Regions from separate parts of the Homo sapiens genome. Here region 2 is linked to region 1. A link is an interaction called in ENCODE POLR2A ChIA-PET data of the cell type or tissue named here. Cell type or tissue: Panc1. All regions are shown on one strand. Each heading gives the region's core, and the rest is flanking DNA. Links, peaks and the distances in the headings are about the cores only. Region 1 overlaps IL23R (interleukin 23 receptor). Region 2 holds the start of C1orf141 (chromosome 1 open reading frame 141).

Region 1 (2,500 bases), core at 1-2,500:
TTTTATGTTCTGTTTCCCTTTTAAAACTGAATGCCTTTAATAGTACCCAAATCACCACTTGAATGCTTTGCTGCGTAGAAATTTCTTCTACCAGACACCCTAAATCATCTTTCGAGTTCAAAGTTCCACAGATCTCTAGGGCAGGGGCAAAATGCTGCCAGTCTCTTTGCTAAAACATAACAAGAGTCACCTTTCCTCCAGTTCCTAACAAGTTCCTCATCTCCATCTGAGACCACCCCAGCCTAGATTTTATTGTCCATATTGCTATCAGCATTTTGGGCAAAGCCATTCAACAAGTCTCCAGGAAGTTCCAAATTTCCCACATTTTCCTGTCTTCTTCTGAGCCCTTCAAACTGTTCCAATTTCTGCCTATTACCCAGTTCCAAAGTTGCTTCCACATTTTCGGGTATCTTTTAAGCAATGCCCCACTCTACTGGTACCAATTTACTGTATTAATCCATTTTCATGCTAATGATAAAGACATACCCAAGACTAGGAAGAAAAAGAGGTTTAATTGGACTTACAGTTCCACATGGCTGGTAAGGCCTCAGAATCATGGTGGGAGGCAAAAGGCTCTTCTTACTTAGTGGTGGCAAGAGAAAATGAGGAAGAAGCAAAAGCGGAAACCTCTGATAAACGCATCAGATCTCGTGAGACTTATTCACTATCACGAGACTAGTGTGGGAAAGACTGGCCTCCATGATTCAATTACCTCCCCCTGGGTCCCTCCCACAACACCTGGGAATTCTGGGAGACACAATTCAAGTTGCGATTTGGTGGGGATGCAGCCAAATCATATCAGGTACTCATGGACATAAAGATGGCAATAATAGACACTGGGGACCACACTAGAGTGTGGAGGAAGGTAGGAAGGCAAGGGTTGAAAAGCAAATTATTGGTAACTATGCTTAGCACCTGGGTGACAGGATCAATCATACCCCAAACCTCAATACCATGCAATATATCCAGGTAACAAACCTGCACATGTGCCCCCGAATCTAAAATAAAAGTTGAAATTATAAAACAAAAACTAAAGTGGCTTGAATATCATGCAAACAATCAGATTAAAAACATGTAAAATAGACATAATAAGTCCACTGTAGCCACTGATGGTTGGCTTTTAAATCATTCATTCACATGCTAAAGCATAATGAAAGTTGAGCTTACATTCCAAGTTTGGTTTGTTGTAGCCTTGTATCTCATTTCACAGGAAACCTTTTCAATTGTTGTTTGACTATCCCAATAAATTATGGTCTTGGGCACTGTAGCATTTATAGTCTCAGCCCTGGAAATGACGGCTGCAGAAGGTATCACTAGAAAAAAAAAAAAAAAAAAAAAGACCTGGCTGTTTAAAACTTGCCTAGGGAGAAACTGGCATCTTTTCGTCAATATCTAGATATGAGAAAGCTCAAAGTAAAAAAAAATAAAATTCATGGTCTAATGAACAATTATGGACATTTTCTTATTTGCTAATTTGTTACATAGAAGAAAACTGCTGTTAAGGAAAATTCTATTCAGCCCATTCCCCATTAAAAAAAAAAAAACTGAACTCTAATAGTCCTGTCTTTCCCCCACCTTTCACTCCCTTACAATCCTAACTAATAAAATTCCAGAGCCTAGCCTTGTTAACAAAAGAGTATAAAAATGAGATAAAGGAGCTATCCCCTCTTCCCTCCATCTGTTCGAGGAGAGATGATATGCACCCAAATTTAGTTCAGATGATCAGATTTGAAAAGATGTTAAATTGAGCCAGGTGTGGTGATGTGTGCCTGAAATTCCAACTACTCAGGAGGCTGAGATGGGAGGGTCACTTGAGCCCAGGAGTTCAAGGTTGCAGTGAGCCATGATGGTGCAACTGTACTCCACCCTGGACGACAGAATGAGAGCTTGTCTCAAAAAAAAGAAAGAAAGGCTGGGCATGGTGGCTCATGTCTGTATTCCCAGCATTTGGGAGGCCGAGGTGGGCAGATCACTTAAGGTCAGGAGTTTGAGACCAGCCTGGTCGTCGTGGCAAAACCCTGTCTCTACTAAAAACAGAAAAAATTAGCCCGGCGTGGTGGTGGTGCGTGCCAATCCCAGCTACTCAGGAGGCTGAGGCAGGAGGATCGCTTGAACCCGGGAGGCAGAGGTTACAGTGAGCTGAGATCATGCCACTGCACTCCAGCCTGGGTGGCGGAGCGAGACTCTGTCAAAAAAGAAAGAAAGGAAGGGAAAGGAGGAAGGAAAAGAGAAAGAAAGGAAGAGACAGAAAGAGCAAGAAAGAAAGAAAGAAAAAAAAAGAGAAAGAAAGAAAGAAAAAGAAAGAAAGAAAGAAAGAAAGAAAGAAAGAAAGAAAGAAAGAAAGAAAGATGGATGTTCAATTCAGATCTTTTATCACAATAATCTTCTCCTTCTCTTGTGTATTAGGGAAACATATGAATATTTATATCTATTGCTAACTTGTTTTGTTCTCCTTTAAAATAAATCTGTCCTTCCTTGAAATTTTATTTGAAGAAAGCAG
Region 2 (12,336 bases), core at 4,675-7,174, 72 kb after region 1:
CAAGTTTTGTTCATTTCTATGATTAATTTCTAAATATTAATTTTTGGAAGTGAAACTGCTGAGTCAAAGATTAATACATTTTTTAAGGTTTTTACATAAACTGTAAATTCCCATCCTAACAATGTACAGTTCAACCAGTAGAGCATAGATGTGCATCTTTCTCTGTTCCTTTCCCCAGCTTGCCAAGATGATAAGAAAAAGATTATATTTTATTGGCTTAATGTACATGACTTCGACTATGTCATTGAACATCAAATATATAATTAATGATCATTTGTAGGTATTCTTTTATAAAGTGACTATATTCAGCATACATTCTTTTTCATTATGGTGTTTGTCCTTAGTGATTTGCAAAATTTTAAGATACTCTTTGTTTATACACATTTCCAAGTTTAACCTATCTTACATTTTTAATGACTTTTTTTGACATACAGAAATTTTAAATATTTATGAAATCAGATCTAACAATTTTTTACTTTAAATATTTTGCTTTTGCATGCATAGTAAGTGAAGCCTTGCAAGATGCTATCTTAGTCCATTTTCTGTTGCTTGTAACAGAATATCTGAAAATGGGGAATTTATAAAGAAAAGGAATTATTTCTCACAGTTATGGAGACTGAGAAGTGCAAGGTTGAGGGGCCACATCTGGTGAGGGACTTCTTGCTGCTGGGAGGTCTCTGCAGAGTCCCACGGTGGCACAGGGCATCACATGGTGAGGGGGTTATGCTTGCTCGCTTAGGTTTCTCTTCCTTTTCTTATAAAACCACCAATCCCACTCCCATGATAATCCATTAATCTGTTAACCCATAATTCATTAATCCATTCATAAGGGCTCTGCCCTTATGACCCAAGAACCTTTTAAAGGCCCCACCAAGCTGGGTGCAGTGGGTCTTTCCTGTAGGACAGCTACTGGAGAGGCTGAGGTAGAGGATGCCTTGGGTCCAGGAGTTTGAAACTAGCCTAGGCAACATAGCAAGACTTTATCTTTATTTTAAAAAATATAAATTAAGGCCTCACCTCTCAATACTGCCACACTGGAGATTAAAGTTCAACATGACTTTCGGAGGGGACAAATATTCAAACTGTAGCAGATGCTATACAAATGAATATGTTTACTGTTGTGATCTTTAAAAACATAAGTAAATATTAAGTTGTGGTCTTTAATAGAAGAAAAAGACTTATGGGGAAAAAGCCTAGGACTGAAGAAGTCAAATTTTTGTGAATATGAGTTTTCTTAGAACTTATAATCAAGTTCAGGTAGCAGTTTTTGAGCTATGTTGTGTGGACTGTGTGGTGACAGGGAGAGTGCTGGAGGCATAGAAACATAATGAACGTTTCATGTACCTGCTTTTTGCTAGGCACTGTGCTTGGCCTAGCAAAAGTAAATGACTGGTAAATCATTTACTTCTCAGACCAGCCCTCTGAGATAGTTAATCTATCCATTTTATGGTTTCCTTTCATTTGACAAATATTTGTTGAGCATATTATCAGTCTCTAGGCTTACTTCTATAGAAAAATAAATCAGACTGGTTTATACACAAAGAGAACTTACTGGATCATGTTAGCTGAAGAGGTCTAGAGTAGCTCTAAGTTCAGTGATCGCTTGACCCTGGGCTCAAATGATACTGCCCAGGTCCAGCTCTCAGTTTTCTTCCCCTGGATTGACTCCACTCTTAGGATCTTCATAGTGGCTCCCATAGCATAAGGCTCAAATTGTCATAACAGGCAGACTAGAAGAGGAAGTCTTCTTCCCTGAAGGCTCAAAGTCCCGGAATAAAATTGTCTGGGCCCTGACTGGCCTCCCATTAGTCACCTGCTTCTCCCTGAGCCAGTCACTGTGGTCAGGGTGTTGTGATCTCATTGGCCTAACATAGATAACTTTCTCCATCCTTAGAACCAGGGGGCTGCAGAAGTTCTGAAGTCCCTGTGCTGAGGGAACAGCATGAAAAGACACAGATATAAAAAGCCCAAAACTTTGTGAAAATTCCCATTAAGTTACAAGGTAGTCACTTTCTGTACCATGGGTTTGCTGAGATAAAGCTAGAAAGACAATCAGAACTCAGTTCAACATAGAATGGGCTCAGATGGTAGAAGTTCTATATTCTATGCTGCATGGTTTTGACTGAATTTGGAAGGGAATGTCAAGCCTAGGAAGGAAACAAAGGGAGAAAAAAAACACACACACAAACAAGAAAGAATCCCAGGGTACAATGATATTTACAGCAGGCAGAGGAAGAAAAGTAGGAGAGAGTTGTGTAATTGAAGCCAAGGGAAGGGAATGTTTCAAAGAGCCAGAAGTAAAACGTGTCCAATTCAGAAGAATTGTCAAGTAACATAGGACCTGAAAGACGTCCATTGGATTCACAAATAAAAGAGACAGAAGGTCATTAAGTGACCAACTAGCACATTATCTAGAATAAGAGAAGTAATGGGCAGAAGGGATAACAGGTAGTGATCAGAGAGGACCTGTTAGAGCTTAATATTTCAGAGTTAGGGGATAATGAAGTAAAGATAGCTTTAATCTGGAAAGATAATGAGTTTTGAGGCAAAACTATTGGCTTAATGGATTTATTATGGAAAGGAACATTGGGAAAGTCCCCAAATCTGTAAAAGTGAGAAATGCCTGGGAATTTGTTAGTAAATATGTATGGGGAGATAGTTGTCATTAACCTCAGAAGAGGCAGCTTTTCCTAAGGAAGAAGAAACTTAAAGATGTGAAAGGAACATTAGGAATGGTGAAGAATACTGACACTTCTCCCAGGCTTCATGGTTTGTGTAGGGCAAGGGAAAAAAAATGCTCTTTTCTCAAGAGAGGACAGAAGGCAGGGGTGGAGAATCACAGGCTTTTCACCATTTGGGGATGATTAAGTACAAATTTTGATACTTTCTAAACCTAGTAGGTATATAGTAAAGAATTTATAGGAAAGACTCTCTTGCCCAAAGAAAAGAAAGTCCGGCCTTTGCCCTTGCCTTCTGAGATATAATCTCTGGGCCCTAGGAATGTTATGCCTGATAGAAAGAGCTTTATTTGCCTGGAGACCTTGAGTCATATGAGATAGTCTAACAATGTGATTTAGGATGGGGAGGTGGCCACACCTGCATAGTCTTAGAGTAGGGACTGGCCACTCCAGAAAGATCAACAATGTGACTTAAGGCAAGGGCTTTGGGTCACGTGGTATCCATCAACTTGGAGATAGAGATTAACCATGTGGTTAATCAACCGATTATGCCTGTGTGATGAAGCCCCACTACAAACTCTGAACACAATGATTGGGTGAGCTTCCCCGGGTGGCAGATCTCCATGTGTGCATTGTCATTCAACAATGCTAGGGAGTAACCTGTCCTGACTCCACAGGAAGAGGACAATAAAAGCTCCACATTTGTTATTTCGGGACTGACTCTGCCCTGTGAACTTCTTTCCTTGGCTAGTTGTAATCTGTAACCTTTCCCTGTAATAAACTATAACCCTAAATACAATAGCTTTCAGTAAGGTCTGTGAGTCTTTCTAGCAAATTATCGAACCTGAGGGTTCTATTCAGGGTTTTGACGGCCCCCTGAACTTGGTGTCAGAAGTAAGGGCAGTTTTGGGGAATGTGCTTTCTAACTTTGTAGTTGGCCTACTTCAAAGGAAGCAGGAAAAAGTCTGCAGATTTTATTTTCTTTGTTTTCTTATAGTATACAGTTTATATTTTAAGAAATCTGTATACTTTTAAAATAAAACATTCATTAGGCTCCTTTACCCAGTATTTATCTATAATAGGTTCATGAACTCATTCAGTAAATACTGAATTTAACTGAGAGCAATTAAAGTAGTTAGGAAAAAATCCACTTGAATTCTTTTTTGTGTACATTTACCAAACATTTGTTATTAAAGAGAAAATACTTTGTACTTTGTGTTATATTAATAATTGTATTACTAATTATAAGATGCTGGGCAAATCACATAGTTTCTTTGAATTTCAGTCAGGTCTTTTCTAAAATCAAAGATAATACCCTTTCCATAGATACGAATTAAGGTTTAAGAATGAAAAGTAAAGGATGAAATTAGAACTATTTTAAAGTTGTAGCCTAGTACCTGACATGCAGAACGTGTTCCATAAATATTAACTGAGATAATGATAATATTCTAAGAATTTCATAAGATTCATGCTTTACAAATTTTATTGACTGAAGATTAATGAGTAGCTAACGTTTCTGAACTGAATTCTTAAGAAGCTAATTTTCACCTCTGTACAAATTTTTGAGCTGAAGGTATTACAACAATCTTAGACAAATCACCACTATCAACTAGATTCCAGTTATCAATTCCATACAAACCATTGTTCCTGAATGTATATGGCTTAAAAAATATAATAGAATCAAGCTACCTTGGCCAGTCGCAGTGGCTACTCACATCTGTAATCCCAGCACTTTGGGAGAACAAGGCAAGAGGATCACTTGAGACCAGAAGTTCAAGACTAGCCTGGGCAACATAGTGAGACCCCTGTCCTTACAAAAAAATAAAAATAAAAAAATTAGCCTGGCATAGTGGCATGCACCTGTAGTCCTAGCTACTAGGGAGGCTGAGGTGGGAGAACCACTTGAGCACAGGCGATTGAGGCTGCAGTGGGCTATGATCACACCACTGTGCTCCAGTCTGGGCAACAGAAAAGAATCAAACTACCTTCTACTTTTAATGATTGTATTTTTGTTTTTTAAATATTTGAAATAAATTGATTCCAGTGTTTTCATGCATTGACTATTAATATCAATTTCTAGCCAAATTTGGATTGCTACATAACTATACTTTTTTTTTTTTTTTTTTTTTGCAGTTTTGCCATTGCCACTAGCACAGACTTGTGATGATTAATTCTGGTGCTTTTTTTCCTTTTCTTCTCACAGATGTTGAAGTGCTGTTTTTTAAAGCTTTTCCCCCTATTTTGATGCATCAGATAAGGTACATTCTTGGAATGATGAACAACCCCTGACTTAAAATGTAACCAATATTGTGAAATTCCCCATCATTTTAAATTAAATACAAGCTGTTTTCAAGTCAGTCATTTTTAGATTATGGCTCTAAAAATAAATGATTCCCATGGCCTTAGTGCATTTTCTGCTCACACAAGTGAGCAATAAGGACAAATGGTTCCTTAGGATACAGTAAATACAGCAGAATGTATGTCAGTGTATCTCCATTATGTCTCATAAAAATGCTAAGTGGTATGTGTGTGTGCAGCCAAGTCTGCTACACAACTTGCGTAATACAGTGGTGATTTTACTAACCACACGGGAGGTTTCTTGGCCTTGGAAATAAGAATGGTTTTTTGTTGTTGCTGTTTTTAATATCATAAGCCATGAAAGCAATCTTCCATCAAATATTCAAATATAAACTGTTGACTTCCATTCAGACCTGCAAGCTGTATGGTGGACTTTGTAAGCTTCTTTTTGAAATTCGATGTTTCCAGGAAAGCACAAAAGGAGAAAGGAGGTACAATAAGGGGAAACAAAGTCACTGTTCCCCAGTTCTTTTTACTTGATCTTCTTCTTTTACTTGACTCTCCTTCCACTCCTTCAGCATAATCGGTTTTAATATCCGTAAGCATCTGGGGAGTCACCTGGGCTTTTAGTGACAAAAGTCTGTGGGCGAAGCCCCTCTGAGAAGAGAACTCTGCTCTCTAGGCCTTTCAGAGGTAGGCAGAGCTCGGCAACCGGTTTCTACGGACCGAGGACGCGTTGCTAAGGGACTGAAGGGTGGGGGCGGGGCGAGTAACCCGCGGAGCCAGAAGAGGGAGGAAAGGAGATGAGGTTTGTTTCAGGGTGCGGAAGGGTTGGAAGAGTTGAAAATCAAAATTTGCATGAGGGTGGGAGGCGAAATAGGAAAAACGTCGTTTTACATAAACGGCCTTTCTGTCCCCGGAGTCGGTGGGACGTTCTCCAGCGGGGCCTGGACCGGGAGAGTGTGGTTGAGGTCAGGCAAGTGTGGGACCGCGGCGAGAGGCGAGCCCGGGGGGCTCTTCCAGGTTCGCGGAAGAACCCTTTGCATCTTCTAAACTAAATATTAATGAGCTTCCTCAATGTTGCCCTTAATTTTGCTTTCCCATGAAACGACCATAGGCATAGAGCGTTTGAGTCGGGCTTCCTATGTTTCCAGCGAGATGGAGGCACCTGGGGGAAGGTGACTCGGGGCCGGGCAAGAGATGCGAGAGGCTCTGGGGGCCGCTTAATTGATACATTTCCAAATTGACGACTCCCAACATCCTGGAATGGATGGTGGAAGCTGATCGCCCCTGCGGTAATTGTGCTGCGATTTCGAGCTGGCTAATCAATTCTTGCAATCATTATCTGATTAGTCGCCCACAATAATACTCCACAATCCACGTACATCATAGTTTTAAAATTCCTTAGTAGTTTTTCTTAGAAACTTCCCTTCCAGGCCGGCGCGTTGGCTTACGCCTGTAATCCCAGCACTTTGGGAGGCCAAGGCGGGCGGATCACTTGAGGTCAGGAGTTAGAGACCAGCCTGGCCACAGTGGCGAAACCCCGTCTCTACTAAAAATACAAAAATTAGCCGGGCATGGTGGTGGGCGCCTGTAGTCCCACCTACTGGGGAGGCTGAGGCAGGAGAATCGCTTGAACCTGGGAGGCGGAGGTTGTAGTGAGCTGAGATCGCAGCCACTGCACTCCAGCCTGGGTGACAGAATCAGTGAGACCGTCTCAAAAATAAAAATAAATAAATAAGGGACAAGAAAATGCATAATGCGGAACTAAGCACATAGGTCGGGTTTTTAAATTAGTTCTCAGTGCCTGGGCTGTACTAGCTTGCTGGGACTGTCATGACAAAACATCATAGACAGAGTGGCTAAACAACAGAAATTTGTTTTCTTACAGTTCTAGACACTAAAAGTTGGAAATGGAGAGGTGGGCAGGGTTGTTTTCTTCAGAGGCCTCGCTCCTTGGCTTGGGGTGGTGGCTGCCTTCTCACTGAATCTTCACAACGACTTTCCTCTGTGTATCCTCGGTGTCCCAATCTCCTCTTCTTATATGACACCAGTCATACTGGCCAGAGGCCTACCCTAACAACCCCATTTTAACTTTACTCTTTAAATGCTGTATGTCCAAATACAATCACAGTCTGAGATCCTGGGGCCTAGGACTTCAACATACGAATTTAGGGGCAACATAATTCAGCCTATAATATGGGCCATTTATCAACATTTTAGATTTAAAGAAAAAAGATTCCCCTAAGTCTATCCTTGGAATGTGAGATGGAGATAACTCAGCCAGTTATCTAATTATTGAGTAAACATTAATCATTTAACAGATGAAGTGAGTCCCTACTGTGGTCTCAGTAGTGGACTGTGTCAGATAAGAGTGTAAGAAGTGGCCTCGTCCTCAAGGAGTAAGCATTTGAACTGATAAAGCCACATAATGGAAGTGAATTTTAATTTAAGCCTGCATTTTCTAGATAATTTCTCAGGCCTTTAGTTTGTAACTTTAGAGATTCTTAGTTTTCCTGAGTTGTTTAGAACTTGCTGAAGAACTCTTCTCAGCTGAGCCTATTATATTGACGACACTGGGTTTTGTTATTTTTTGTTTGTTTGTTTTTAGTCCCAAAGGTGCTGTTAAAATAAAATTGTTCTCTTAAAATATTTAAGACATTTTTATTTTAGATATGACTTAGTCTCTGATATGCTAATAATATTGACCTACAATTTTTGTTGAGAGCAAGTTTTTGCAGTGAGGCCTGTAGATGATTCACTGTGAGAGTAATTGGGAATTCATTCTGCCCCAATTGGCATGGCCTCTATTTCATTGTGTTCTTTAAAAACAAACGAACAAACAACAACAAAAAACTGTCACTACTGTGCTAGAAATTAAGAACATAAATCCAAGTTTCCTTTCAAAACAATTTTACCAAGTTTAGATTGGCAATAACCCCATTTTATAATAATACACTCAACTTTTTATTTCATCTTCCAGTAAATCATTATGAAGTAACATCATTTATTACAGATAAACTAGGATTACTCTTCCTAAAAATTTATATTCAGAGACATCTCCAAATTAAATTGTAATTTTCAAATCCCCGTTAGATGTAAAACGCTTTGCCTGAGGCTGAGAGTCGGAGGTGGATAAGTCAATTCTTGCTTCAAATGAGCTTTCAACCCAGTAAGGAAGAGATCTGTCAAAGAGTAAACCTCTTTTTTTTTTTTGAAATGGAGACTCGCTCGTCACCCAGGCTGGAGTGCAGTGGCACGATCACACCTCACTGCAACCTCCGCCACCTGGGTTCAGGTTATTCTCCTGCCTCAACCTCCAAAGTAGCTGGGATTACAGGCGTGCGCCACCATGACCAGCTAATTTTTTTTTGTATTTTTAGTAGACACAGGGTTTCACCATGTTGGCCAGGCAGGTCTCGACTCCTGACTTGAAGTGATCCACCTGCCTCAGCTTCCTGAAGTGCTGGGATTACAGATGTGAGCCACCACGCCCAGCGAGTAAACCTCTTAAAACCTGGTGTAGTGGCTCTTGCCTGTAATCCCAGCTACTCAGGAGGCTGAGAGGCTGGAGGATTGCTTGAGGCCAGGAGCACACAATAAATAGACTGTCACCGAGACAAGGAATGAGACAATGCCAAGGAAAGTTTCATAGAAGAGGTAGTCATGACTGGGCACTGTAATCCCAGAACTTTGGGAGGCCGAGGTGGGCGGATCACAAGGTCAGGAGTTTGAGACCAGCCTGGCCAATATGGTGAAACCCCATCTCTACCAAAAATACAAAAATTAGCTGCGTGTGGTGGCGGGCACCTGTAATCCCAGCTACTCAGGAGGCTGAGGCAGGAGAATCACTTGAACCCGGGAGGTGGAAGTTGCAGTGAGCCAAGATTGTGCCACCGCACTCCAGCCTAGACTGCGAGACTCCATCTCAAAAAAAAAAAAAAAAAAAAAGAAGAGGTAGTCTTCATACCATATTTCATAAAGAGTAGGCTTTTGACTGGAAGACATGTGGGAGAACATTCTGAGTAGAAGGAAATGCAGGAGTGAATGGTGTGCTTGAGAAAAGGGCAGGACGTGTCCAGGAAGTAAGAGTGGTAGAAAATGGTGGAACAGAAAGGGGAAGGAGGAATAAACTAGAAAGGTGGGCTGAGCCAGATCCTGGACTATCTTTTCTTGGATGGTCTCATATGTCATCTGAAGAGTTTGGGTATTCTTCAGGTTATGAGAGCAAGCCAAGGTTTGTGGGCTGGAACTGGTCCTGATCAGTGTCCTGTTTAAGAAAGACAGCTCTGATGGCATTGCGTTTGTTTGTTTTTGGTTTTTGAGAAGGAGTCTCACTCTGTCACCTAGGCTGGAGTGCAGTAGTGTGATCTTGGCTCACTGCAACCTCCATCTCCCGGGTTCATGGGATTCTCCTGCCTAAGCCTCCAGAGTAGCTAGGATTACAAACATGCACCACCATGCCCAGCTAATTTTCTTTTCTTTTTTTGTATTTTTCTTTTTTTAATAGATTTCATCATGTTGGCCAGCCTGGTCTCAAACTCCTGACCTCAAGTGACCCGCCTGCCTCAGCCTCCCAAAGTGCTGGGATTACAGGTATGAGCCACTGCGCCCAGCCCATTTAATATCGTCTTGATTCATTTTGCATTAAAAGATTAGTAGTTAGTTTATGCAAAGTAGTTGGGGAACACCATCATATTAGTACTGATGTTCCTTTGCTCTCAGCATTTATTTGAGGAGACACAAAATAGGCCCTTGATGAACTTATGAAATATAATGATGAAAGCAAGCAAGTTAATCTATAGTGTTTCCTCACCTCCACTTTTTCCCAGGGCCATTTATCCATTAGGCACCATTGGCACATTGCCAAAGACCGATGGGAGAAAAGAATTTGCAAACTGAAAAAATTGTATTAGTTTCAAAATATGAAATTAATACTACAAAACTAACATTCAGTCAATTTCATTAACCGGCAAATTTAGTATTCATAAAACTGTTGTTGACCCTTGAAAATAATTGGTTAGTTTTTCTCACTTCAAAAAAATTCATGATCTGCACAGTGATTTTCCAGAAATCATTCATAGCCAAATAATTTACTCTTAGCAAACTATTTTTAAAGCAAAAACATAAAAATTATTTCATGCTATGGTTAACTGTATATAGAAAAATACAGCTGTGTGTGCATGTGCGTGCATGTGCGTATGTGTGTGTGTATAATGGGATGACATTTTGCCTCTTAAAATGTCCTATGTGGTGTTGAAGATGGGGTGACTAAAAGTGAGAGGTGTAGGACACCTTACTGTAAAAAGATCTGCTTTCTGTTCTTTCTCACAAATGAGCAGCATTGTTTCAGCTGGCCCTCATGTAGTTTATACGTTCCCCAAACTGGGAAACTCATTCACTTCAATACATTGATTCTTCCAGTTATTTACCTGTGTCTTGCTGAAAAATAGAAATCTTTGTCTCCAGTAAAATAAACTTAGGTGGGGAATATGAAAGCCTTCTCCCCCTCTTGAACTCATATTATGTTTAAGGGAAACACAAAAGCTAAAACTCCTCGGAGAGTTTTAGTTTAGTTTAGTTTTACAAGAGGGATGTTTCTTGGGTCTGAAAAGAAAATATGTCCACATAATCATAATGTATGTTCTCTTTCAAAATCTGTCCCCTATTGTCCTGTAAGAAATCCAGAAAGTCATCAGCATTCACATTATGCTAATGCCTTTACCCTGTCAATGTCAAATAAAATATAGAGACTAATCTCTAAAATCAAAATATTTATTTGGGAGGAAATAATTGCAATTAGGGCATACACACAGAGCAGTAGTCTTCAGTATATTCTGAAGAACAAAGAATAGGTTAGAGGTTTTATAAAACCAGGAAATGTTACAAATTGGCACTAGTGAGGTTTTGAGGCACTGACAAGATTGGTAAGTGAAGGCTGTGGGCAAAATTGGTTTAGAGTTGCCACAGGTCTTTTCAGTAGCTATTAGATACAACTGGTTTAGGTCACAGCAGTCAATTTCAGCTGCCAGACTTGCAGAGGGACTGCATTTTTGGAGCGATGTTCTGTGCCCTGAGTGTTTTCTCTTACCCTGGCTTCTCACTGTGTTTTAGTTAGGTACCACAAGAGTGACCCATTTCATATGATCAGCTTTCACAATCCTGGATCTCCCCTTCCCAGTGTGCAACCTGAGGTTGTGTGGTTCGTCACAAGGCAGGCTATCTGCTTGCACCCCCATGGCCCAGAATTTCCTCTGTGTAATTTTTTTTAAAGAAATGGGGTCTTGCTCTGTCACCCAAGCCGGGGTGCAGAAGCATGATCATAGCTCACTGCAGCCTCAAACTCCTGGACTCAAATGATCCTTTTGATTCTCCCACCTCAGCCTCCCCAGCAGCTGGGACTATAGATGCATGCTACTGTGCCTGGCTACTTTTTTTTTTTCTTCATGAGATGAGGTCTTGCTATGTTGCCCAGAGTGGTCTCAAACTCCTAGGGTCAAGCAATCCTCCTGCATCAGCCTCCCAGGTAGCTGGGATTATAGGCACACACCACCACACCCAGCATGTCTGTATACTTTATTTATCACACTGGACTACATCGTGTGATGGAGGGAAAATCTGGATGTAGTGACGTGATAGAGGGCATGCTGGGATGGGATGTCATTCAGTACATGAAGAAATCATACTCAGGGCAATGTATGGTGAAGGAAAAAAGAGTAAAAAAAAAGCTGAAGGAAACCAATTACAAAATAATGTAAACTTTTGGCATCGGATCCTGAATCTTTCTCCTTTCATGAACTGTTGTCTCCATGTGGCATTGCTGGAATAATATACAATATAGGAGAAATATCAGAGATTTTTCTGAGCTGGAAAGAACCTTAGTATTAACATTAATATTCATTGAAAACATTGATGATTCTGTACTTTCTGTGAACGATATCACTTTTACACTTAAATGCCACTGGAGCCCATTTAATTCAGTGAGCAAAAGTATACTGAATGCATGGTCATCTACACAATTTTTTTTTTCTTTTTGAGACAGAGTCTTACTCTGTCACCCAGGCTGGAGCACAGTGGCGTGCCATCTTGGCTCACTGCAACCTCTGCCTCCTGGGTTCAAGCGATCCCTCCTCAGCCTCCCAAATCGCTGGGATTACAAGCATGTGGCACCACGCACAGCTAATTTTTGTATTTTTAGTAGAGACAGGGTTTCAGTATGTTGGCCAGGCTGGTCTTGAACTCCTGACCTCAAGTGATCTGCCCGCCTCGGCCTCCCAAAGTGCTGGGATTACAGGCATAAGCCACTGTGCCTGACCCATCTACTCAATTTTTAAAATAAATAAATAAATAAATAAATAAA

What was found. Peaks named below come from ENCODE experiments on the same cell type or tissue, not always from the same donor. Only the 100,000 strongest peaks of a DNase experiment are listed, where the experiment ranks them.
Region 2: POLR2A ChIA-PET joins it to region 1 with 10 read pairs; 5 of 35 experiments call an interaction of 5 or more read pairs at or near these places.

What each region holds. Positions count from the first base shown.
Region 1 is chr1:67,205,723-67,208,222 of GRCh38, reverse strand. IL23R (interleukin 23 receptor) reads right to left here. Exons shown (of 11, transcript NM_144701.3): 6 at 1,168-1,313. Among named protein-coding and RNA genes, the nearest start is that of IL23R, 41 kb to the right of the region's middle. In Panc1, for the core only: no CTCF peak of the experiment used is centred there; no DNase peak of the experiment used is centred there.
Region 2 is chr1:67,128,378-67,140,713 of GRCh38, reverse strand. C1orf141 (chromosome 1 open reading frame 141) reads left to right here and starts at 5,744. Exons shown (of 8, transcript NM_001276351.2): 1 at 5,744-5,784; 2 at 9,487-9,572. It also overlaps a transcript of IL23R not described here. RefSeq lists an enhancer at 3,001-3,511. In Panc1, for the core only: no CTCF peak of the experiment used is centred there; no DNase peak of the experiment used is centred there.